Linked DNA regions of Homo sapiens: region 2 is linked to region 1. Evidence: read pairs that join two places in POLR2A ChIA-PET (ENCODE). Cell type or tissue: A673. All regions are shown on one strand. Links, peaks and the distances in the headings refer to the core of each region. The heading gives the core; the rest is flanking DNA. Region 1 overlaps AACS (acetoacetyl-CoA synthetase). Region 2 has its middle 17 kb from the start of NCOR2.

The links. Peaks named below come from ENCODE experiments on the same cell type or tissue, not always from the same donor. Only the 100,000 strongest peaks of a DNase experiment are listed, where the experiment ranks them.
Region 2: POLR2A ChIA-PET joins it to region 1 with 5 read pairs; 2 of 35 experiments call an interaction of 5 or more read pairs at or near these places.

Annotation. Positions count from the first base shown.
Region 1 is chr12:125,104,929-125,116,822 of GRCh38, forward strand. AACS (acetoacetyl-CoA synthetase) reads left to right here. Exons shown (of 18, transcript NM_023928.5): 8 at 2,193-2,340; 9 at 9,549-9,629. Among named protein-coding and RNA genes, the nearest start is that of AACS, 45 kb to the left of the region's middle. RefSeq lists enhancers at 1-404, 405-904, 9,588-9,807. In A673, for the core only: no CTCF peak of the experiment used is centred there; no DNase peak of the experiment used is centred there; H3K27ac peaks cover 306 bases.
Region 2 is chr12:124,578,912-124,590,805 of GRCh38, forward strand. No RefSeq gene overlaps it. Among named protein-coding and RNA genes, the nearest start is that of NCOR2, 17 kb to the left of the region's middle. RefSeq lists an enhancer at 4,992-5,286 and a silencer at 5,013-5,182. In A673, for the core only: no CTCF peak of the experiment used is centred there; no DNase peak of the experiment used is centred there.

The sequences.
Region 1 (11,894 bases), core at 4,906-7,405:
TGTATGGAGCTTGTGATCATGGCGGAAGGGAAGTGGAGCGGGCACTTTACATGGGAAAGCAGGAGTGGAGGGGGTCGGGGGGCGGGGTGCCACACACTTTTCAATGACCAGCTCTTGTGTGAACTCAGAGTGAGAACCCACTCATCACCAAGGAGATGGTCCCTGCCATTCACGAGGAATCCACCCTTGTGATGCAAACACCTCCCACCAGGCCCCACCTGCAGATTGGAGGTTACATTTCAACACGAGATGAGGGTGGGGACAAACATCCACACTCTTATCAGCACCTTCCTCTCAGGCTGGCTGGGAGGATTAAATAAGCTGCTGCTCTGCAAAGCGTGCACAGTCAGCTCTCAGTGATCCTGCCTGTCATTGTGCGGCCGCGGTGGGCTCTGTCGCCTGAAGCACCTGAGTCAGGGTGGGCAGATTCTTCACAGGCAGGCCCGGGTGCCTGTCCCATGGACTGTGGGACCCTGCCGACCTTAATAAATTATAACCAGGTGCCAGAGCGCTGGCTTTCTTTCATGCAACCTCGGATTTTGTGCCCCAGGTGTATGGATGGAGGCCATGATGCATGGAGGCTAGGAGGAAAACCAGACAGGGTTTACCAGCCCCCTGGTTGGCCTGGCTATTTTTTCTGAATAATATTCATCAGCAGTTGATATAAAATGAGGGCATCCAGCAGAATCATGTTAGCCACTTCATTTAGCCCGACACCCCAGGGGCTGGACTCCCACTGCAGTCCATCCTTTGATTGTGGATGCCACAGATAAAGCAGAAACGGGTACGTGCCCATCTGTGGAGAATTGACGGGGCCGGGGGAGCCACCCTGTGGGCTTTTCATTCTTAGAAGAGCTTTAACAAAGGTAATCATTATGTACTGTGATTTATGGGCCATTTGACAGAAAAGGCTTTTCTCTGTGTGAAGTATCTGATTAGATCTGGCACTTTATAATGGGATTCTTATAGGAGGTAGAGGTGGGATGGGGTTTTCATTGGCTGTAAAGTTCCACAGTGAATAGTTTTCCTGACATGCTGGAGCAGACGGCTTTGTTTGTTTCTTGCTTAGAGTTGAATTATTTTGGATGCCCTTTTTAAACCACCATGTCTTCCCCAGGAGAAACCTTTATATTTAAGGATGCCTTCTCATGCAAGACAGCAAAATTCTTCATTTTAGTCTGTATGGCATTTGTATTTCAGAGTAATTATCCCTAGCAAATGGCTGCAGGCTGCGTTTAACTGATTCCCACCTCCTTCCCTGAGAGAAAGTCCATTTGTCAGTTGAGTATAGGGCCAATGTTTTGAGATGGATGTTGCTGCTGAATTCAAAATAGAAAACCACCTTTTCCCAAGATGGCTTGTGGCTTCTGCGGCTGTTTCTAGTGCAGAAAACAAATCTCCTGTTTGTGTCGCCCCTTTGGTGGTTCTTGGCCACCTACAACAATGCTGCCTGTCAGCTTTGGGGGTAAGCCTAGGCACACTTCCTGGGTGACAGTCAATAGCTGGGATTAATTTTATTTGTTCTTGCACAGATATTTGTATCTTGCTATTGTAAACCTCAGGATCTAGTAAGTTAGTGACAACACATGATATTTGCTGAGCGGTTCTCTGTCATTGAGCTGTAGTTTAGGAAATTGACCCCACATCTGTAGGAAGGGCTCATTAATCTAGCATCTCCTCCTCTCCCTTCTCCCCACGGGGGAAGCATCTTACTTCAGACCCACTTGGTGAGTGCTTCCTTTTGGGCAATCATTGGAAACAAAGCGTTTGCTAATCAGGTGATCAATAGCAAACAAAGGACATGGGCTCAGAAGACTTCAAGGCCATTTCCAAAGCCTCCTTCAGCCGTGTTGGTACACACATGGCTTGTTCATTGTAAGTGATCCTTCTCCGTGGTGGTTATGAAAACACTTAAAATATTCTCTAAAAGACAGCCCTTGGCCCTGTCAGCAGTGCTGATTAAGCAACTTGAAACCTTCACTCGTTCGATGAGTTTTCCTTCAATTAGCTTGAATCTCTGAGATCTAACTGCCTCCCCTGGTCCCAGGAAGTTTCCAAATCTGGCCACCGTCCCCCTGGAATCCTGGCTTTTCTGGGGGTAGAAACAGAGGGAAGTGCACGGGTGGAATCAGTGGGTCCGGTCCAGCATTCTGGGACGTTCATGGCGTGTTTCCCTGCGTTTCGGCCCACAGTGTGTTTCTGGATGACTTTCTTGCCACCGGCACCAGTGAGCAGGCCCCGCAGCTGGAGTTCGAGCAGCTGCCCTTCAGCCACCCACTGTTCATCATGTTCTCATCGGGCACCACGGGCGCACCCAAGTGCATGGTGCATTCCGCTGGGGTAGGTCTCTGGGGAAGGCTCTGCAGGGCCTCCTGTTGTCTGTTTGCTTCAACAGGGCCTCCCAGCTGATGATGGCAGTGTTGGAGTTGTCAAACTGCACCCCATCCCCGGAGAGTCCAACGTGCAGCTTCTCTCCAAGTGGGGTGCTGCACGGAGATCCGGCACTGGGCCCAGGGCAGTGGAGTGCTGCCACTTCAAAGGCTGGGATGGCACCTAACACCATGGCGATAGGCTTGGAGGTCACTGTACAGCGCGGTGTGCCTTGGGGGTGGGGGGTGCGCTGGCTGAACCAGCTACTTTCACCCTGCAGGTCTGGACCACCTGGGGGATTGTGAACTCAATAGGTGGGCCCTGCCAGTATTTTAAAAAGAACGAATCAGAATAGACAAGAATAGATAATATTAGCGCAGTGCCAGACGCAATGGCCCACACCTATAACCCCAGCACTTTGGGAACCTGAGGTGGGCAGATTGCTTTGAGCCCAGGAGTTTGAGACCAGCCTGGCCAATATAGCAAAACCCCATTTTTACTAAAAAATACAAAAATTAACTGGACGTGGTGGCACATGCCTGTAGTCTGAGCTACTCGGGAGGCTGAAGTGGGACAATTGCCTGAACCCAGGGGGCGGAGGTTGCAGTGAGCTGAGATCATGCCACTGCACTCCACCTGGCAACAGAGCCAGACTCTGTCTCAAAAAATAAAAATAAAATAAAATATTAGCACAGAATAGGCTCATAAGAGGTATGGGTGGTGTTCTGTGAAGCTGTCATTACATGGAGCGGAATGTGTGCACGTGCTGGGGGCGTTGTAAAACTTATGTCTGACCGTGGGTTGTGGTAAAATATTTGAAAGCCACTGGTTAGGTTATTAGAAGGCTAGGTTACTAGGTTATTAGGTTATTATTAGAGTCTAATTAACTGAGAAAGAGCCTGCCCGTGCTGCGAGTCTGTTAGGGCTGCCATAACGAAACACCACAGGCTGTGTGGAACACCAAGGTGCCGCACAGTTGCTCTTGTCTGAGGCCTCTCTCCTTGGCTTGTGGACGGCCGCCTTCTTGCTCTGTCCTCGTGTGATCTTTCACGTGACACCGCTGGTGTCTCTGTATGGGTCCAAGCTTCTTCTCCTGAGGACCCCAGTCAGATCGGATCTGGGCCTGCTCTGACAGCCTCATTTAAACTCTGTCACCTTTTAAAGGCCCATTTAGTCACATTCTGAGATACTAGGTATTGGGCTTCAACATACGAATTTTGGGGGTACACAGTTCAGCCCATGACACATGCTTTTAATTTTTCTTATTTCACCGAAAGTCTAACTTTATTAAAGCACCTGAAATAATATGTTACTACTATGCAATAGAATGTATATGTATAGGTTAGTGACTTTTAACCTGTTATTTTATTTTATTTTATTTTTTTTTGAGATGGAGTCTTGATCTGTCGCCCAGACTGGAGTGCAGTGGTGTAATCTTGGCTCACTGCAACCTCTGCCTCCTGGGCTTAAGCAGTCCTCCCCTCTCAGTCTCCCATGTAGCTGGGATTATAGGCGTGTGCCGCTATGCCCTACTCGTTTTTTTGTTTGTTTTGTATTTTTGTGGCTTTTTTTTTTTTTTTTTAAGACCGGGTTTTGGCATGTTACCCAAGCTGGACTCAAACCCCTAGGCTCATATATTCCACCTGCCTTGGCCTCCCAAAGTGCTGGGATTACAGATGTGAGCCACCCATGCTCAACCAAACCTTTTATTTTTGAAAAAAATAAAATACCTAGAGAACCTCTAGAAAAGCTGCAAGAATAGTAAGCTCCATGGTACCCTTCAGCTGAATTCTTCCATTGTTGACATTCTGTCTTTAACATTTTCAACGTCCTTTTGTTTTGTTTTGTTTTGAGATAGTTTCTCACTTTGTTGTCCAGGCTGGAGTGCAGTGGCGTGATCATGGCTCACTGCAACCTCTACCTCCTGGGCCCAAGCGATCCTCCCACCTCAGTCTTCCAAGTACCTTGGACTACAGGCACGTGCTACTTTTTTGTTTTTGTAGAGATGGGGTCTTGCTATGTTCCCCAGGCTGGTCATGAACTCTTGGGCTCAAGTGATCCTCTCGCCTTGGCCTCCTGAGTGCTGGAATTACAGGCATGAGCCACTGTGCCTGATGTCAACATCCATTTTTAACACGTCCTAAAAGCCTCTTTCGCCTTCTTTCTCTCTCAGCGTATATACACATGTTGTTATTTTGCTTTTTGTTGAACCAGTTGAGAGTACGTTGGAGCCACAATGATCTTTCACTCTTTAATATTTCAGCACGTATCTCCCAAGAACAGGAGCGTTCTCTTACAGAAGAGTGTGTAGCGCGCTCATCAAATTCAGGAAGGTTGGCGTTGGTGCAGTGCCGCCCCCTCATCTATGGTCCACAGTCAGGTCGCCAGTTCCCCAGTAGCGTCCTAGCAGCTCAGGCGGTGGCACGTCAGTCGTCAGGTCTCCTGCATGTCTGGAGCAGCTCCTTGGGCTTCTTCGTCTTCCGTGACACTGACATTTTCAAAGAGCCCAGGCTCCTGGTTTGGCAGAATGGCTCTGTTTGGGTATGTCTGGTGTCTCCTCGTGGTTAGGTCCAGGTGATGCAGCTTTGGTGGGAACACGCTGGAAATGATGTGGTGTTCTTCTCCGTGCATCTATCGGGGGGATACAACGTTAGTGTATTTCATTTCTGTGATTTCACTAGGCCACTCTTCAGAAATGAAATGCCTGGGTCAATGTGGTGCTTTGCTTTTTTTTTTTTGAGGTGGAGTCCCGGCACTGTCACCTGGGCTGGAGTGCAGTGGCTCAATGTTGGCTCACTGCAACCTCTGCCTCCCGGGTTCAAGCGATTCTTGTGCCTCAGCCTCCTGAGTAGCTGGGATTATAGGCGCCCGCGACCACGGCCGGCTAAGTTTGTGTGTGTGTGTGTGTGTGTGTGTGTGTGTGTGTGTGTGTGTGTGTGTGTGTGTGTGTGTTTAGTAGAGACGGGGTTTCACTATGTTGGCCAGGCTGGTCTCCAACTCCTGACCTCGTGATCCACCTTCCTTGGCCTCCCAAAGTGCTGGGATTACAGGCCTGAGCCGTCACGCCCAGCTGAATGTAGTGCTTTTCTAATAACTGCTATCACATCTTACTTCCTCTGATCCTCTTCTGCCCCTGGGCTTCCTGACTCGGTTGAATCCTTACCTTGCACTCAGACTTCTCCTGGGCCGGTCTGTGGGAGTCAGGATGCTTGCGACGCCGTGGCTCCCACCCTCACGCTGCTCTAGGCTCTCCTCTGGGCCAGCTCTTCAGCTCTCCCCATAGCTCATTTCCCCATTTCCCTATCAGTTGGCTCAGCCTATAGGGAGGAGAAAAATCCACTGTATCTTGGTCAAACCTTCTGATCACCACTTTTTCCCCCAAACTCAGAAGAAGAGAATTCTCCAAGTGGAGAAACCTTTGCTTGATAAGACAGTGGCATTTGAAAAGGAAATATACAAGTTCCCTTATTCTAGCTCACTTAGCTTTTATAGACGTTCCCTCTACCTAGAAGCAGTTTGAATCCCTTCCATAAAAAGGAAATATTTACATTGGAATCATTTGAAAGCCCTATTAGGCTTTTTACAGAGTATTTTCATCAGAATGTGGAAAGGAGCCAATGTGGTTTCATCATCACCTAGATCTAGATTCACTGAAGGTCTTGTTGCAGGCTGTGAAATAGATTGAAGGTCCAAGAGCCTGTCCACGCACAGCAGGTTAATTCTCAAGAAACCCAGGGGTGGGAGCGAGGGGCTGAGGTCAGGGGTGGGGGGCAAAGGCCTTATTTCTAGCAGTTACACTGGCTCAACGGAGTTGCCTCTTTGCAGGCAGCGAGCTGTCCTGTCGCTCAAATCGTCTGATTTTATGAAAGCCAGTCGGGGTGTGTTCACAGACTAAGGTGTAGTTGGAATCGCGTTTTCCCTGTGAAAGGGCAGCCCTGTTGCACCTGGGTGCAGGTCTGTGAGTGAGCCACCGAGATGAGCATTTTTAGAAATCTTGCAGACAAGGGTCGGGGCGGGGGCGGGTGTATGTGGCCAAACAAGACATTTTAGGAAAAATGGAAATGTATAACTGTACTTTTATTTTTAGTGCTCTTTGCATAGTGCATGTCATTTTTTTAAGAGGAGCATAAAAATGTATTAGATATAATATAGCTTGCTCATAAAATGATCATGCCTGGTATATTTAGAGTGTGGAAAAATCAGGAAAAATTATATGTACTCCATCTTCACTGGGCTCTTGCATCTCTGGAGAAGTGACTAAGCATCTTGCTCGTTCTCTAGAGTTATCTTGACTACAAACTTGAAAACAGTGAGGCAACATAGGCCAGAGTCCTAGGGCTGCTCGTAATCTTCCCAATTGAGTAGGGTGGGGTTCTGTTACTGGTTTGTTGGTTTGTGCTTCCTAAGTCTGTGAAAGGTGTCAGAAAGTGGCTCCCCTTTCTCTTCCTTTACATGAAATTACTCTCCTGCGCTGAGACCCAGGAAACTGTTTATGCTGCCTTACCCTCAGGGAAAGCATTCAGACTTGACCATAAATATTTAAGAATTAAGGGAAAAACGATGGATGTAACTTGTTAAGAGTCACACAGAGAAATTCTTGAGAGAGGAGGAGGGCCCATCATTTGTTTTGTGCCATCTGAGAGAATGAGGCTAATGAACCACTGAACGAAGGTGGGCTCCTATCTCTGCTGTGCTCTCAGCAGACCACGTGAGCGAAGCTGTAGAGTTAAGTGCTGATTTTAAGTGAAAAAGAAAGTGGGAGAGGGATTTGCCACAGGCTCCTAGAATCCGAGTTCCCTGTCCTTTAAGTGGATTCGTGGAAAGATTTAGTTCATGGAGACAGTTCCTGAAAAGTTTGTCACCCCCAAATTATTGCCTACCCACTGTGCAGGAGAACAGATTGTCATGTAACTTTCTAAGAAGCTTTTGAGTGCCTGGGGAAGGGAAGGGAAGGGGAGGCTGTCTCTTGACCCTGACTGGGGATTCTTGTTAAACTCCACCCTGCAGCTCAGCTTCCAGAGCCCGGAGGCAGCCTTGGGGGACTGCAGAAAAGGGCAGTGTATTAGTCTGTTTTCATGCTGCTGATAAAGACATACTGAGGGCTGGGTGTGGTGGCTCATGCTTGTAATCCCAGCATTTTGGGAGGCCAAGGTGGGCAGATCACAAGGTAAAGAGATCGAGACCAGCCTGGCCAACATGGTGAAACCCTGTCTCTCCTGAAACTAAAAAAAATTAGCTGGGCATGGTGGTGTGTGCCTGTAGTCCCAGCTACTTGGGAGGCTGAGGCAGGAGAATCACTTGAACCCAGGAGGTGGAGGTTGCAGTGAGCCGAGATCACACCACTGCGCTCCAGCCTGGTGACAGAGCGAGACTCTGTCTCAAAAAAAAAAAAAGACATACTGAGACTGGGCAATTTATAAGAGAAAGGTTTAATGGACTTAACAGTTCTACGTGGCTGGGGAGGCCTCACAATCATGGCAGAAGGCAAGGAGGAGCAAGTCACATCTTACATGGATGGCAGCAGGCAAAGAGAGAGAATGAGAACCAAATGAAATGGGCTTCCCCTTATCAAACCATCAGATCGCATGAGACTTATTTGCTACCATGAGAATAGTATGGGAGAAACTGCCCCCGTGAGTCAATTATCTCCCACCTTGTCCCTCCCACAACATGTGGGAATTATGGGAATACAATTCAAGATGAGATTTGGATGCAGACTTGGAGCCAAACCATATCAGGCAGCGTCTGCCTGTCTGCCTGGCAGTCTCTGGAAGCTTCAGTTGCTGCTGTTTGTGGGCTGGGTGGCGGTTGCCTGTTTGGGATGGACTCCGGAATAGGAGTTTTGGCTCCTGAATGGGAGCCTGTGTTGGATAGGATTGTTCCTGGTGAGCTCTTAAAGGGATCATCTCCTGCAACTGGCTTTTGGAAGCTTTTCCCTTGGGTATAATGAGGGCCTTCATGGCTGGGTTTTAATATATAAGTCCTTGCTTCAGCCTTCTAGGCCCTCCACAACCAGGAGCACCTTTGTGATGAGCCAGAGGCTCACATCTGTGGACCAGACTGAAGGGCAGTGGTCACTGAAGGGGCAGCATCCCCGTCTGTCCTCAGGATCTTGTACGAGATCCGTTGGAAAGACAGGAAAACCGAGGCTGGGAGCGTGGAGTGACGGGTGCAGGGGCCACTGGCTCTGCTCTCTGGGTTGTGCCTGGCGATGGGAAGCTTCCTCTCCTCCCTGCCCCTGCCAGACACACAGAGTTGCTTGGAACAAGTGTGTTCTGGGCAGTGGAAGATTATATAGTTGTAAACAGACATGAGGGAGCTCCCGGCATGCCAAGGAAGAGCTCCCAGGTGTGCTGTTAGGTGGAAAAGGCAAAGTGCGGGACACTGTGTCACAATGAACAAAATGGCATTAATAAATATGTGCCGGCATCAGCAAGAAAGACGTTCACAGGAAACTGCTAGGACCGGCTGCCTCTTGGGAGAACTGGGTACAGGACAGGGAGAGAGGACGGCTTTTCATAGTATCTGCTTCAGAGTTCTGGACCGTGCAAATACATTGCCTATTAAGCACCAAAATTAAAAGGTAATAGGGCATAGTGGGTGGGAGGGAGCGGTTCTGCTTGGGTGTTTTAGCCAGAAGCAGGGTCTTGTGCTGTCCCCTCAGCTGAGGCATTCCTGAAATCCGATCTTGAACGTGAGTCCCAGCTACAGTCTTGCTCTGTTGCCAGTGCCCCACCCCCACCACATCCCCCTCACCCCGCTGTTCCCTGTCCCTCATGAGGCTGGGCTAGCACCCGTCCTGGAAGGGTTAGGCCCTGGTCTTTTGCTCGTTGACTCTCTTCTCAGGAAGGGTCACTTCTCTTCTGCCTGAAGCTGGTGGGCCTCCGTGGTGCCCTTGATGTCCTGGGCACCGAGAGCTTGAGGGCAGACAGGAGTGTCAGGGTTTTCCTCTCCAGACTACAAGCCACGCTCAGCTCTTGGGGGAGAGGGACATGGGGGCATGGCTCATCACAGGGGAGTGGGGGGAACCCTCCAAAGTCTGCTTCTCCCAGGAAAGAAAATGGGGATCTGCTGGGGCTTCTTCCTGGCAGCGTCTGAGCAGCGCGTGGGCCAGGTACCAGATTCCTGGTACTGTATGCCTAACAGAGAGCACCCGCTCCCCCGTGTCTCCCCTGCAGGGCACCCTCATCCAGCATCTGAAGGAGCACCTGCTGCACGGCAACATGACCAGCAGTGACATCCTCCTGTGCTACACCACGGTAAGGGCTTCCCCAGGTGCTGGCCTGTGCTATACCACAATAGGGGCTTCCCTGGGTGCCAGCCCATGACACATAGTAAGGACTTCCCCAGGCGCCGGCCCGTGGCACATGGTAAGGGCTTCCCCAGGTGCTGGCCTGTGCTATACCACAATAGGGGCTTCCCTGGGTGCCAGCCCATGACACATGGTAAGGGCTTCCCCAGGCGCCGGCCCGTGGCACATGTTAAGGGCTTCCCCAGGCGCCGGCCCGTGGCACATGGTAAGGGCTTCCCCGGGCGCCGGCCCGTGGCACATGGTAAGGGCTTCCCCGGGCGCCGGCCCGTGGCACATGGTAAGGGCTTCCCCGGGCGCTGGCCCGTGACACATGGTAAGGGCTTCCCCGGGCGCCGGCCTGTGCTGCGCCGTGGTAGGGGCTTCTCTGGGGCGCTGCCTGTGCTGCACTGTGGTGAGGGCTTCCCCAGCGCACGGTGTCGAGTTGGGCCCGCTCCTCCGCCCACCCTGCCTCAGCAGCGTGGAATCCACGCCATGAAACCATAACTCAACTCAAGGTGTTGGAGGCCTTCCTGCCCTTGTTGAGCACTGAAAGACAGAAGGTTAGGACATGTTAAAGGAAGTGTATTTTACCCCAGAGGAGGAGAACTCAAAACATCAAGAGCTTCCACAGTGATCTAGCTACAGGTCCTAGGTGATGCTTCTGTGCTGAGTTTTTTTTTTTTTTTTTTGCGATGAAGTCTAGCTGTGTCGCCCAGGCTGGAGTGCAGTGACTGGATCTTGGCTCACTGCAACCTCCACCTCTTGGGTTCAAGCGATTCTTCTGCCTCAGCCTCCTGAGTAGCTGGGACTACAGGCGTGCACCACCACGCCCAGCTAATTTTTTGTATTTTTAGTAGAGATGGGGTTTCACCATGTTGAGCAGGCTGGTCTTGAACTCCTGACCTTGTGGTCCGCCCGCCTCAGCCTCCCAAAGTGCTGGGATTACAGGCGTGAGCCACCGCCCCTGGCCTGCTGAGTCTTTATGCCAAGTGGAATGCAGCAGGCACATGCCTGACCTGTGAGGTCAATGCCCAGGGCCCTTCTGTGCCCCTTATGAGAGACTCCCCACAGATGCAGGAGGGAGGACAACCCCCCCACCCCAGTGACCTCACACAGGTGCAGGAGAGTATCAGACCCCCCACCCATGACCTCACACAGGTGCAGGAGACTGTCAGACCCCTGGGACTGCACACAGATGTAGGAGTGGGGACAGACCCCTGGGACTGCACACAGATGGAGGACGGGGGACAGACCCCTGGGATTACACAGAGATGCAGAAAGGGTCAGACCCCTGAGACCTCACACATACACCCGTGCAGGGGACAGACCCCTGGGATCTCACACAGGCTCAAGAGTGGTGACCTTGGGTGTGTTTTTGATGTGTGACTGTGGAGAGGCCCCTCCCTGCTCTCTGTGACCAGCTGTGAATTAATAAGGGGCTTGAGACAAATGATTCAGGTTTTTTTTTCTGCAGGGATTTGCTCTACAACCCACCCCTGTCCCCAATCCCTAACGTAGAATACCAGTGCCAGCCCCACCCCCACCATGGACCCTTGTGTGCTGGGTCCTTTCTGAAACATTTCAGGGCGGGAAGCCCGGGCAGCAGCATCAGTGCAGTGTCCTTACGGAGGTGCAGGAAGCTCCCAGCAGCTACGATGATGCAGGATTCGGCTGCCTCCCTGGGACACGGCAATTTAAAATGGGAGGGTCTTGTATTGAGAGGAAGGATACAATGGAAAGAACTCAAAAATTTGGAGCAGTTTTCTCAGAGGCATTTCATTTTTACTGGAAGGATCCTGTCCACTAAGAATCAGGCAGTTAGATTTTTCCTGGAGCAGCTTGACCCCACCTGTGTTCTTTTATTTTTATTTTATTTTATTGTTTTATTTTTTGAGACGGAGGCTCACTCTGTCACCCAGGCTGGAGTGCAGTGGCGCGATTTTGGCTCTCTGCAAGCTCCACCTCCCAGGTTCACGCCATTCTCCTGCCTCAGCCTCCCGAGTAGCTGGGACTACAGGCGCCCGCCCCCACGCCTGGCTAATTTTTTTTGTATTTTTAGTAGAGATGGGGTTTCACCGTGTTGGCCAGGATGGTCTCAATGTCCTGACCTCATGATCCGCCTGCCTCGGCCTCCCAAAGTGCTGGGATTACAGGCATGAGCCACCGCGCCCGGCCTCCCGACCTGGGTTCTAACAGCAGCCTTGGTGGCAGTTGTTTCATGTCCTGCAGCCCT
Region 2 (11,894 bases), core at 3,141-5,640, 530 kb before region 1:
AAGTGGCTCCTGGAGAGATGGAATCAAGGTGCCAGCAGGGCTGTGTTCCTCTTGGAGGATCTGAGGGAGAATCTATTTCCTCACCTTTTCCAGCTGCCAGAGGCTGGTGGCCTCGCCTCACTCCAATCTCTTCTTCCATCGCTGCATCTCCTCCCCAACTCTGACCTCCTGACTCCCTCTCACAAGGAAGCTTGTGATTACACTGGGCCCACCCGGATAATCCAGGATCATCTCCCATCTCAAAATCCTTTACTTAATCACCTCTGCAAAGCCCCTTTGCCATGTAAGGTAGCAGATTCACAGATTCTAGAAATTAGGATGGGGACATCTCTGGAGCTATTATTCCACCCAGCAGATCCGTCTCATGCATAAGAAAAACAAAGGTGAGAAGCCAGAGGGAAAGCTTGAGATCACCTGACTCAAGAGGGGAGCGTTGGCTTCGAACCCAGTCTGTCCAACTTCAAAGCCTGCAGTTGCCGTCATTTCAGGATTCCCGCTTTTCCCATGCGTATTGTCTGAACCTGCATTTGGGGGCTCCAGCCACTGCCTCATCAGTTCATCTTAATTGAGCACCTATTATGTACCAGGTAATGTTCCAGGCACCAGGGATACAGTGGTCACCAAGCCAGGAGAACTTCCCTGTCTGCACAACGCTCATAGTCACTCAATCACATCCATTATGAGGCAAGTCACAGAAACCTCAGCTCAAATCAACGTAAGCAATGAGGTCATTTATCATTTCACATAGCAAGAAATTAGGAGGAAGGGTGGTTCTGGGTTTGGTTAGATTGAGTGCCATTGTCAGGGATCTCCCGGTTCTTTCCATCTTTCTGGTTTCCTCCCCTCAGATTGGTTCTCATCCCAAATTTCCTCATGACCACAAAATAGCTGCCACTGCTCCAGCTAATATATCCAGGCACAACATTCAGTGCAGGAAGAACAAGAGCCCTTTCCCCAAAGCCCACTGCAGCCCTTTACTCATATCTCATTGGCCAGGATTGGGTCCCATGCCCACAGCTTGATTAGTCTCTGGCAAAGGAAACAGAATCACTGGCCTGGGACCAATCTGGATAGTCCCCTAGAGCTAAAGATGTGTCCCGATTTCCTGAGTCCCCTGGAGAGGCACAGGTCTCTCACTGAAATCAGGGTTCCCACAGCAAGAAAGAAGGGAATAATCACTTGGGCAGTAAATGGCCTGGGTTCAAATCCTAGCTCTGCCATATTCCCTATGAGTAGCTCTCTGGGCTTCAGTTTCCTTATCTGTAAAATGGGTATAGTAGCAGGACCTGGTTCATGGGGTTGTGGTGAGAATAAAATGAGTCAATGTGTGCAAAGCCCAGTGTGTGCAAAGCCGAGCTGTCAACAAAGCTCAGCTGTCATTATCTTTCCTAGGATCTTTCTCCGAGGGCAGGGCCCACAGTATGAATTCTCCTTCCATTGCCTGGACTGTAGAAGACTTTCGGTAGTTTCCCTCCACACCAAAAGGAAAATCTGCTCACAATGACCTCATTCCAAGAACTCCGTCCTAAAGGCTGGTTGGGGGAAGACTCAAGTGAGCCCTCTGCTCAGTGTCAATGGGGAGTTCCCATAGGTGGCCCAGGAAGGATGTGCCAAGAACAACAATAGTTTGGAAGTGCTCACTATGAGTTGGTGCTGGGCTAAGTGCTTGACACAAGGAAGCTCTCTCAGCCCTGTCCTGTCAGCCGCCATCAACAGTGAGGAAACAGAGACTCAGGAAAATAGAGCAGCGTGGCCTGAGTTACCCAGAGCAGGAGTGGAGGAAGCAAATAGGATCTGAACCCAGGTCTGGTGGGCCCCAAGGTTCAGCTCATGGATGGGTTCATGCGCCCCACATGAGGATTTAAACATCAGGCTATAGTAGGTGAACATATATGGCCTCTCCCACATACTGATGGCCAAGAAGCACACAAAAAGATGTCCAGCTGCATTAGTTATTAGAGAAATGCGAATCAAAACCCCGATGAGATAGCACCTCATGCCCACTAGGAAGGCTTTAATTCTTTTTATTTATTTATTTATTTGAGAAGGAGTCTCGATCTGTCGCCAGGTTGGAGTGCAATGGTGTGATCTCGGCTCACTGCAACCTCTGCCTCCCAGGTTCAAGAGAGTCTTCTGCCTCAGCCTCCCGAGTAGCTGGGACTACAGGCATGCGCCACCATGCCCAGCTAATTTTTGTATTTTCAGTAGAGACGGGGTTTCACCATGTTGGCCAGGATGGTCTCAATCTCTTGACCTTGTGATCTGCCCACCCTTAGCTTCCCAAAGTGCTGGGGTTACAGGCGTGAGCCACCGCACCCAGCTTAATTCTTTTTAAAAAGGGAAAATAACAAGTGTTGGTGAAGATGTGGAGAAACTGGAACCTTTGTGCATTTCTGGTGGGATTGTAAAATGGTACAGCCACTGTGGGAATAAGTGTGGCTGCTCTTTGAAAATTGAAACATAGAATCATCATATCCAGGAACTCCACTCCTCCGGGGTATATATCCAAGAGAACTGATAGCAGGGCCTCAAACAATTACTCATACCTCAAGGATCATGGCAGCATTATTCACCATGGCGGACGGGAAATGTCCATGGAAGAATGAATGGATACACAAATTGGAGTCCAGCCAAACACAAAGGCCACACCCCGCATGATTCCATGTACATGAAATGTGCAGAATAGGTGAACCCATAGAGACAGAAAGGAGATTCACGGCTACCAGCGGCTGGGGATGAGGGAGTGACTGTTCATGGGCATGAGGGGATTTTGGGGAAGTGACAGTGTTCTGGAACTAGATAGCGGTGGTGTTTGCGTGGCATCGTGAAGGTACCTAACGTCAGCGAACAGAATACTTTAAAATGGTAAAATGGCTGATTTTATATTATGTATATTTACCACAATTTAAAAGGAAGGAAGGAAGGAAGGAAGGCAGGCAGGCAGGAGAAGGAGGTAGGAGGGAGGGAAAGAGGGAGGGAGGAAGGAGGGAGGGAAGAAGGAAGGAAGGAAGGAGAAGGGAAGGGAAGGAAGGAAGGAGAAGGGAAAGGAAGGGAAAGTAGAAGGAGGTAGGAGGGAGGGAGGGAGGAAGGAAGGAGGCTTCTTTTGCAGAAATCAGGATCTGGCCACGCTGGGTCTTTCGCTGATCACAGCGGCCCCTGTCCAGCATTCCTGGCCCCAGTAAGCTTCTGGCGTTTCCAAAGGTGGCAGGAGACTGGGCAGCCGACATAGCAGGAGGGAACATCGCGCTCTGCCCTCCCCATCCCAAGCCCTCTGGCCTGGCCCTGCCCACAGGGTAAAGAGGGAAGTTCCAGGCTGGTGCTGCTGCTGCTGTGGCTGCCATCCCTTGTCCCTAAGTCTGGGCCCCAGGCCCTGGGTACAGCTCCCTTCCTCACCCTGCCAGGGCCCATGACCTCCTTCCGTCCTTTCAGGATTTTGCAGGAAGTGGAAGAGGCGTGTAGAAGGTGCCAGAGGACAGACAGGAAGCCAAGTGAGTCTCCCTCAGGGACAGGGGAGAGAGACTGCCCCGAAGGCTAAATGGGGAGGGGTGACCGAGGCCTGATGTGGATCCTGCCCTGGGGAGCTGCTGTGGGGGCCTGGGGATCCTGCTGCGCCCAGCTTGGATGAATGCACAGCTGGAGCTGGAGGCATGAACTCAGATTTCCCTCCCATCTCCCTGGGCTCCCTCTCAGCCTCTCTGCCTGCTTCTTGGGCATCTTCCCACCCTCGAAAGGTGGCACCCCCAGGGCTCAGGTGCTCTTCCAGACTCCTGTCTGTGCACAGGCGTCCGTCCATGTCTGCATCCATCCTGGAGCTTAAGTCAAGGGGATGGATGACTTTAGAACCCCAGTTGCAGCCCGGGCTCCTCTCGGGAACTCCAGACTCCAGATCCAACCACGGACAGGCCCACTTGCCTTGTCTGGTCAACAGGTGATGTGAACTCACCATGACCCAAACCACCTCTGCCCCCTCACGGCCTTCCCTGTCTCAGGGGAGGGCAGCTCCATCCTTCCTGACAATCAGGCCCAGAACCTGGAGCCAGGGTGGGGGTGGGGGTCTGGGGAGGGGGCTTCGGTCACTCCAGGGAGGACATGGGCCAGTGGTGGGCCCTGAGAGGGGCTAGAGAAGGCCAGGCCATTGGCGCATCAGGGGACGCAGGGACAGGGCAGGAGAGTCCTCGCCAGGCTCCAGGCCGCGCCATGAGGCCTCTGTAAGCCATCTTCTCACTTTCTTGGATACACATGAGTTTTTAATTTTGATGCGGTCCAATTTCCCTATTTCTTCTGTATGGTGGATGTTGTTGATTCTGTTTCGGAAATGAGGGAACTCAGGGTCAGAAAGACAAAGGGACTTGCCGGGCGCGGTGGCTCATGCCTGTAATCCCAGCACTTTGGGAGGCCGAAGGGGGCGGATCACGAGGTCAGGAGATCGAGACCATCCTGGCTAACACGGTGAAACCCCGTTTCTACTAAAAATACAAAAAATTAGCCAGGCGTGGTGGCGGGCGCCTGTAGTCCCAGCTACTCGGGAGGCTGAGGCAGGAGAATGGCGTGAACCCGGGAGGCGGAGCTTGCAGTGAGCAGAGATCGCGCCACTGCACTCCAGGCTGGGCGACAGAGCGAGACTTCGTCTCAAAAAAAAAAAAAAAAAAAAAGAAAAAGAAAGGCAAAGGGACTTTTTCTGGGATCACGAAGCTCAAAAGTAATCCAGTTGGGATTAGAACCCACATTTGTCCGTAAAACCCGAGACACCAGGAGCATCAGTGAAGGTGCTTTGGGCTGTAGGTGACAGGAAAACCCAGCCCACATGGCTTTAGCAATGAGACCTAGCGGCTCCCCATCAGGAATATCAGGGGCAGGGGGCTCCAGGCTGGCGGACCCAGCAGCTCAGTGACACCATCAAGGACCCAGGTTCTTTCCTCCTCTTTGATCTGCCATCTTCAGTGCTGACCCCACCTGTAGGCCGGGGAGCAAGAGGGAGGAGCATTTTCCGGAGTCACCTTCAGATAGTGCATCCATGAAATAACAGAGACCCTCCCGGACCATGGGTGTCCCCACGAGAAAAATTTATTCAGATGTCCCGCCCAGAAGATTTTCCCCACATCTTATTGGCCTGAATCGAGTCACATGCCCACGCCTGAACCAATCCCAGCACAGGGAGAATGGCTCACTCTCAGACCAATCAGGGTCCTCCCTGGAGTCCGTGGTAGCTCAGGGAGGCTCCCAGCAGGGTGAGAGAGGCCGAAACCCAACAAAATCAGGGTCTCTCCTGATTATCCCCTCCCCCAGTCTTTCCAGAAGTGCAACCTGAGGTGATTGTCAGTGACGAACTTTTTCATAGGTTTTGGATGAATCCTTTTAATAGTCATTAGTTTTTATCATAGTTATTCTGTTGGTGCAAAAGTAATGGCAGCTTTTGCAATTCCTTTTTTTTTTTTTTTTTTTTTTGAGACCGAATCTCACTCTGTTACCCAAGCTGGAGTGCAATGGCGAGATCTTGGCTCACTGCAACCTCCAACTCCTGGGTTCAAGTGATTCTCCCGCCTCAGCCTCCCACCTTAGCCTCCCGAGTAACTGGAATTACAGGTGCCTGCCACCACGCCTGGCTAAGTTTTGTATTTTTGTAGAGACGGGGTTTCACTATGTTGGCCAGGCTGGTCTTGAACCCCTGACTTCAGGTAATCTGCCTGCCTCAACCTCCCAAAATGCTGGGATTACAGGCGTGAGCCACCGTGCCCGGCCGCAATTACTTTTAATGGCAAAAACCGCAATTACTTTTGCACCAATCTTAATATTATAATCTTTTATTTGTGGCAAGTGATACTGATTTTCCTTTTTCTCTCTCTCTTTCTTCCTTCCTTCCTTTCCTTTCTTTCTTTCTTTCTCTCTCTCTCTCTCCCTCCCTCCCTCCCTCCCTCCCTCCCTCTCTCTCTCTCTCTCTCTTTCTTTCTTTCTTTCTTTCTTTCTTTCCAGGGTTTCATTCTGTCACCCAGGCTGGAGTGCTGTGGCGCCACCATAGCTCCCTGCAACCTCAATCTGCTGGTCCCGTCATCCTCCTGCCTCAGCCTCCTGAGTAGCTGTGACTACAGACGCATGCCTGCAGGCCCGGCTGATTAAAAAAAATTTTTTTGTAGAGATAGTGTTGCCCAGGCTATTCTTGAACTCCTGGGCTCAAGTGATCCTCCTGCCTCGGCCTCCCCAAGTGTTAAGATTATAGGCATGAGCCACTGTGCTCAGCCTAATTTATCTTTAATGATAGCTATATAATTTCCTTTTAAAAATAAGTTTAGGGCAAACAAAGATAAATCCTCACTCACTCACTTGGGAGTGTGAAATGGTCGAACCACTTCGGAAAACTGTATCTACTATATCTGAACATATGCCCACTTGATGACCCGCCAATTTCAATCCCATAATGCTAGCACTTTGGAAGGCCGAGGTGGGCACATTGCTTGAGTCCAAGAGCTCGAAAACAGTCTAAACAACATGGCAGAACCCCGTCCCTACAAAAAATACAAAAAATTAGCTGGGCACCTGTAGTCCTAGCTACTCAGGAGGCTGAGGTGAGAGGATCAGTTGAGCCAGGAGGTTGAGGCCGCAGTGAGCCATGATCGTGCCACTTGCAATCCAGCCTGGATGACAGAGCAAGACTTTGTCTAAAAACAAACAAACAACAACAACAACAACAAAAACCATGGGCAACGGGGTGGGCACAGGGTTACTCAGAACACTCCAGAATACAGACTCCCCAGATGCCCATCAACATAGATGGAGAGGCTGGATTCGGTGGCTCACGCCTGTAATCCCAGCGCTTTGGGAGGCTGAGGTGGGCGTATCACTTGAGCTCAGGAGTTGGAGACCAGCCTGGCCAACATGGAGAAACCCTGTCTCTACTAAAAATACAAAAATTAGCCGGGCGTGGTGGCGCGCACGTGTAATCTCAGCTACACAGTGGGGAGGCTGAGGCAGGAGAATCACTTGAACCCTGGAGGCGGAGGTTGAGATAGCACCACTGCACTCCAGCCTGGGTGACGGAGCGAGACTCCATCTCAAAAATAAATAAATAAATAAATAAAAATAAATAAAATAGATGGATAAATAAATTGTGGTTCTTTACACCGTGGAATCCCATTCAGCAATGAAAAAGAACAAACAACCTCTGCTATAACAACATGGATGAAGCAGCCACAAGAGTCTAAACTGTAAGAACCCATGGATCTAAATCCCAAAGCAGGCAAAACTGATCTGCAGTTAGAAGTCTTGCTGGGCAGGTTAGCTGGGCACGGTGGCTCACACCTGTAATCCCAGCACTTTTTGAGGCCGAAGCCAGCAGATCACCTGAGGTCAGGAGTTTGAGACCAGCCTGGCCAACATGGCGAAACCTCGTCTCTACTAAAAACATAAAAATTAGCCAGGTGTGGTAGTGGGCACCTGTAGTCCCAGCTACTCAGAAGGCTGAGGCAGGGAGAATTGCTTGAACCTGGGAGGCGGCGGAGGTTGCAGTAAGCGGGGATCCCACCACTGCACTCCACCCTGGGTGACAGAGCAAGATCCAGTCTCAAAAAAAAAACAAATGAAGTCAGGCTAGTACTGACCCTTCAGGGTTAGTGACTAAAAAGGGGTCTGGGTTAGGGGATCTTAAGGGGACATCTGGGAATGTTGTGTTTCTTGAATTGAGTCCTGGTCACACAGGTGTGATCGTTTCATGAAAATCCTTTAAGCCATACACTTCAGCCATACTTTTCTGTATGCATACCATACTTTAATAAAAACTGTTTTAAAGTGAAGTGATTTTAAGAAAAATGCTAGCCAAGCAACAGACCCGGCAGTGCACAGGTGTGTGGACATGCGAAGGGGCTTCAGGAATGACTGGAATCGGGACGCTGCCTATCCCGTCATTCTTGTCATGCCTATTTTTGGTGGTTGGAATCGCATGAGCAGCAAACACCTGTTGTTGATTTTGCAGGAGAGGCATGGAGAGCAGGTGCAGCAGAGAGAGCACTGTTTGCTTAGAGATGATTTCATAGAGCGCTGGATGGAAAGAAATCTGTCCTCAGTTGCTGGGGTGGCCTCTTGACACCCCCGCTCTTCGCAACAGCCTGGAGAAGACCCCACCCCGTCTCAGCAAATATGAGGCGTGTCTATCCTGCCACTCTCCACCCCAGGAGCAGGCATTGGTAATCCATCCCATCACTCTTGTCCACTGATTCCAGATAAAGCCTTTAATTCTTTGCAACAGAGTGTCGAAGGCAATAGATGCCAAAGGTTGAAGCTATTACGGTTTTGTTTTGTTTTTTTCTGAGACAGGGTCTCACTCTGTTGTCCAGGCTGGAGTACAGTGGCACCATCTCAGCTCACTGCAACCTCTGCCTCCTGGGCTCAAGCAATTCTCCTGCCTCAGCCTCCCAAGTAACTGAGACTACGGGCATGTGCCACCACCGCTGGCTAATTTTTATGTTTTTAGTAGAGACAGGGTTTTGCTATGTTGCCCAGGCTGGTTTTGAACTCTTGGACTCAAGCAATCCTCCCTCCTCAGCCTCCCCAGGTGCTGGGATTACAGGTGTGAGCCGCCACACCCAGAAGCAGCTAGTAATTGATGACACTTGCTTTACATTCCAGACCTAGATGTCTTCCCCTGCCTTCATTGGGAGGGTGCTGAGCCACGGGTTCCACCTCTGCCAAAGGCACACCTAGGAGACTCCTCATGTCCAGCTGAGAAGAGGGGGACACCTCCTGTCTGAGACTGCAGCTCACACTGCTGCATGCTTCCTGGACACCATCTCTCTGACCTTGGTCGCATCTGCCTAGCCTGCAGCTACGTTCTCTGACCTCCAGCTCTTCCTCTTTCTCCCCTCGGTAATACCAAAGTCTCAAGAACACAGCCCTCACTTCTAGACAGAAAGGCCTCACCAGGACCCACCTGTGTGGCCCAGGTGTGACCTCATGTACAAACACATCTCCCAAAATCACCATCTCGTCATCATGGATCCTAGTACTATCCATGAGTTAACTCTCATTTCTGTGTTAATCGGGGGTGCAGCACATTTTGGTGCAGATTCATTGTGGCTTTGGGGTGCCATTTGGGACTCTCCCCCATGCACAATGTGTGCCTATCTCATCAAATTAAATTAGGCTTGTTTTGGCCTGGCCAGTGTCCATTCCTTCTTTTCCGGATAATAGCATCTCAGTTTTCCATGGGGAACATTTCCTCTCCCACACACTAAATGAAATCATATCTGACATGACTTGTATGGAGGATATGACCCAACCCAGCAGAAACATAGTGACTGGCTCAAGGGTGGCCATAAGATCCAGCTGGGCTGATCAGAGTTGGCCCGGACAACTGAGCTATCAGTCATGAGGTGACCCCTTTCTGCTGTTACCAAAGTGATAAGAGGTCATCTAAGAGCTGTTGGGACCATCTTTCCTCCATTTGAGGAAATCCAGCCCTAGAATGAAGCCAACACCAGGAAAAGCAGATCCAACGTACAACAGGATACAGGTTCCCAATGATGTCATTTAAGCGCCTGGATCCAGCCATGCCTGAAACCATAAACTGCCAGACATTTCTACTTAAGACTATTTGAATTGGATTCATTTCCCCTGCCACCAAAAGATGCTTGGTTAATACAAGTTATTAAGATAAGTCTGAGCAGCCTACAAATAGGCAAACAATTATTAGGGGAAATTACCTAAGACATGTGGGATAGGAGTAATATTGCTGGATAATGCAGATGCTAGCAACACAAGGCAAATAATTGAAGAATTGATCACAGTTCCCACTCTAAAGATACTGAAACCACAATCCTACTTCTCTTTCAGGAGGGCAGGGTCCTAAGTGGCCATCTGGTCTACCAGGGTGGTCTCCCCATGAAAACAGGAAATTGACATTAGTCGGCATGGGGTAGTTTAGTGAACCTGTGTTAGCTTCTCGTGATAAGCATATTTTCTTCTAAACAGCCACAAGCCATCTGTGTAATGCTCTGTTCCAGAATTCTGCGAAGATCTCTTGCTGTCAGACATACCCCATCTGGGGTTTCCAGGATCCATATCATTTTCCCTTTTGGAAAATTGGGGCCCTTGCCCATCTTCAGGCTTTACTTACTTTCCAGCAATTTCTCCTGGGTCCTCTTTCACTGTCTCCTGGCCAACCATGAATTCAATTCTCTCTTTAGAACGTCTCTTCCTCCCGTGGGATTGGAAAGAACATTTGTCCTCAGCGGCAAAGGCAGGGCTTCATCAAAGACGAGTGACTCAGTGCTTTTCCTGCTGTCTGGCCACATGATCCACATGCCCGCAAAGGGGACGTGTCTTGAACATGTCATGATTTCCCCTGAATTTCTTATGTTATTCTTTTAAAATTCACCTGGGGAACTTACTCCTTTTTTTTTTTTTTTTTTTGAGACAGTGGCTCTCTCAGTCACCCAGGCTGGTGTGCAGTGCAGTGGTGCCATCCTAGCTCACTGCAGCCTTGACCTTCTGGGTTTCGAGTGATCCTCCCACCTCAGCCTCCCAAATAACTGGGACCACAGCACCTGCTACCATACCTGGCTCATTTTAAATTTTTTTTTGTAGAGACAGGGTCTCACTATGATGCCCAGGCTGGTCTGCAATCCTTGGGCTCAAGTGAACCTCCCATCCTGGCCTCCCAAAGTGCTGGGATTACAACTGTGAGCCACTGCACCTGGCCCTTATTCCATTTTTAAGGTAATACATGCATATGATAAAATCAGCCCCAAGAGACCCAAACAATATACAATAAACAAAGTCTCCCTTCCTGATCTCCAGCTCCCAGTTCCCATCACCAAGGACAGCCATAGTCATCAATTTTTCCTTCCAGAGATATTTTGTGCATATAACGGGATACATGTATGTACATATATGTGTTTGTATGCATACATGTATGTACATATATGTGTTTGTATGCATACATGTACTGCCTTTTTGTGTGTACATGTGTGGTATAATACACATAACATAAAATTTATCATTAGTGACATCTAGTACATTCACAACCATTGCCATATCTAGTTTTAGAACTTTTTTTTTTGAGACAGTCTCGCTCTGTTGCCCGGGCTGGAGTGCAGTGGTGTGATCTTGGCTCACTGCAACCTCCACCTTCCGAGTTCAAGTGATTTTCGTGCCTCAGTCTCCCGAGCAGCTAGGACTACAGGCGAATGCCAGCGCACCAGGCTAATTTTTGTATTTTTTGTAGAGACGGGGTTTCACCATGTTGTCTAGCCTAGTCTCGATCTCCTGACCTCAAGCCATCCACCTGCCTCGGCCTCCCAAAGTGCTGGGATTACAGGCATAAGCCACTGCACCCCGGCCTAAAACATTTTCATTACTCAAGAAGGAAACCTGTACCCGTTACGCAGCATCTCCATGTCTCCCTCAGCCCCTCTCCAGCCCCCAGCAATCACCAGTCTACTTTCTGTCTCTATGGATTTGTCTATTCTGTACATTTTGTATAAATGGATTCATAGAATATTTGTTTTTCTATATGTGGCTTCCTTCGTTTAGCATAATATTTTCAAGGTTCATCTGTGTTGTAGCTTGCATCGGGGCTTCATTCCTTGTTATGGCTAAAAAATATCCCATCGTATGGATAGACCACACTTTGTTGACCCATTCATCTGTTGATGGACATTTGGGTTGTTCCCACCTTTTGGCTATTGTGAACAGTGTTGCTGTGAACATTTATGTGCAAGTATTTGTTTGAGTACCTGTGTTCAATTCTTCTGGGTATAGCCCTAGGAGCGGAATTGCTAGGTCGTGGGGTCATTCTGTGTTAACATTTTGAGGAGCCACCATGCTGTTTTCCACAGTGGCTGCACCATTTATATTCCTACCAGCAATGCACGAAGGTTGCAATTTCTCCGCATCCTCACCAACAC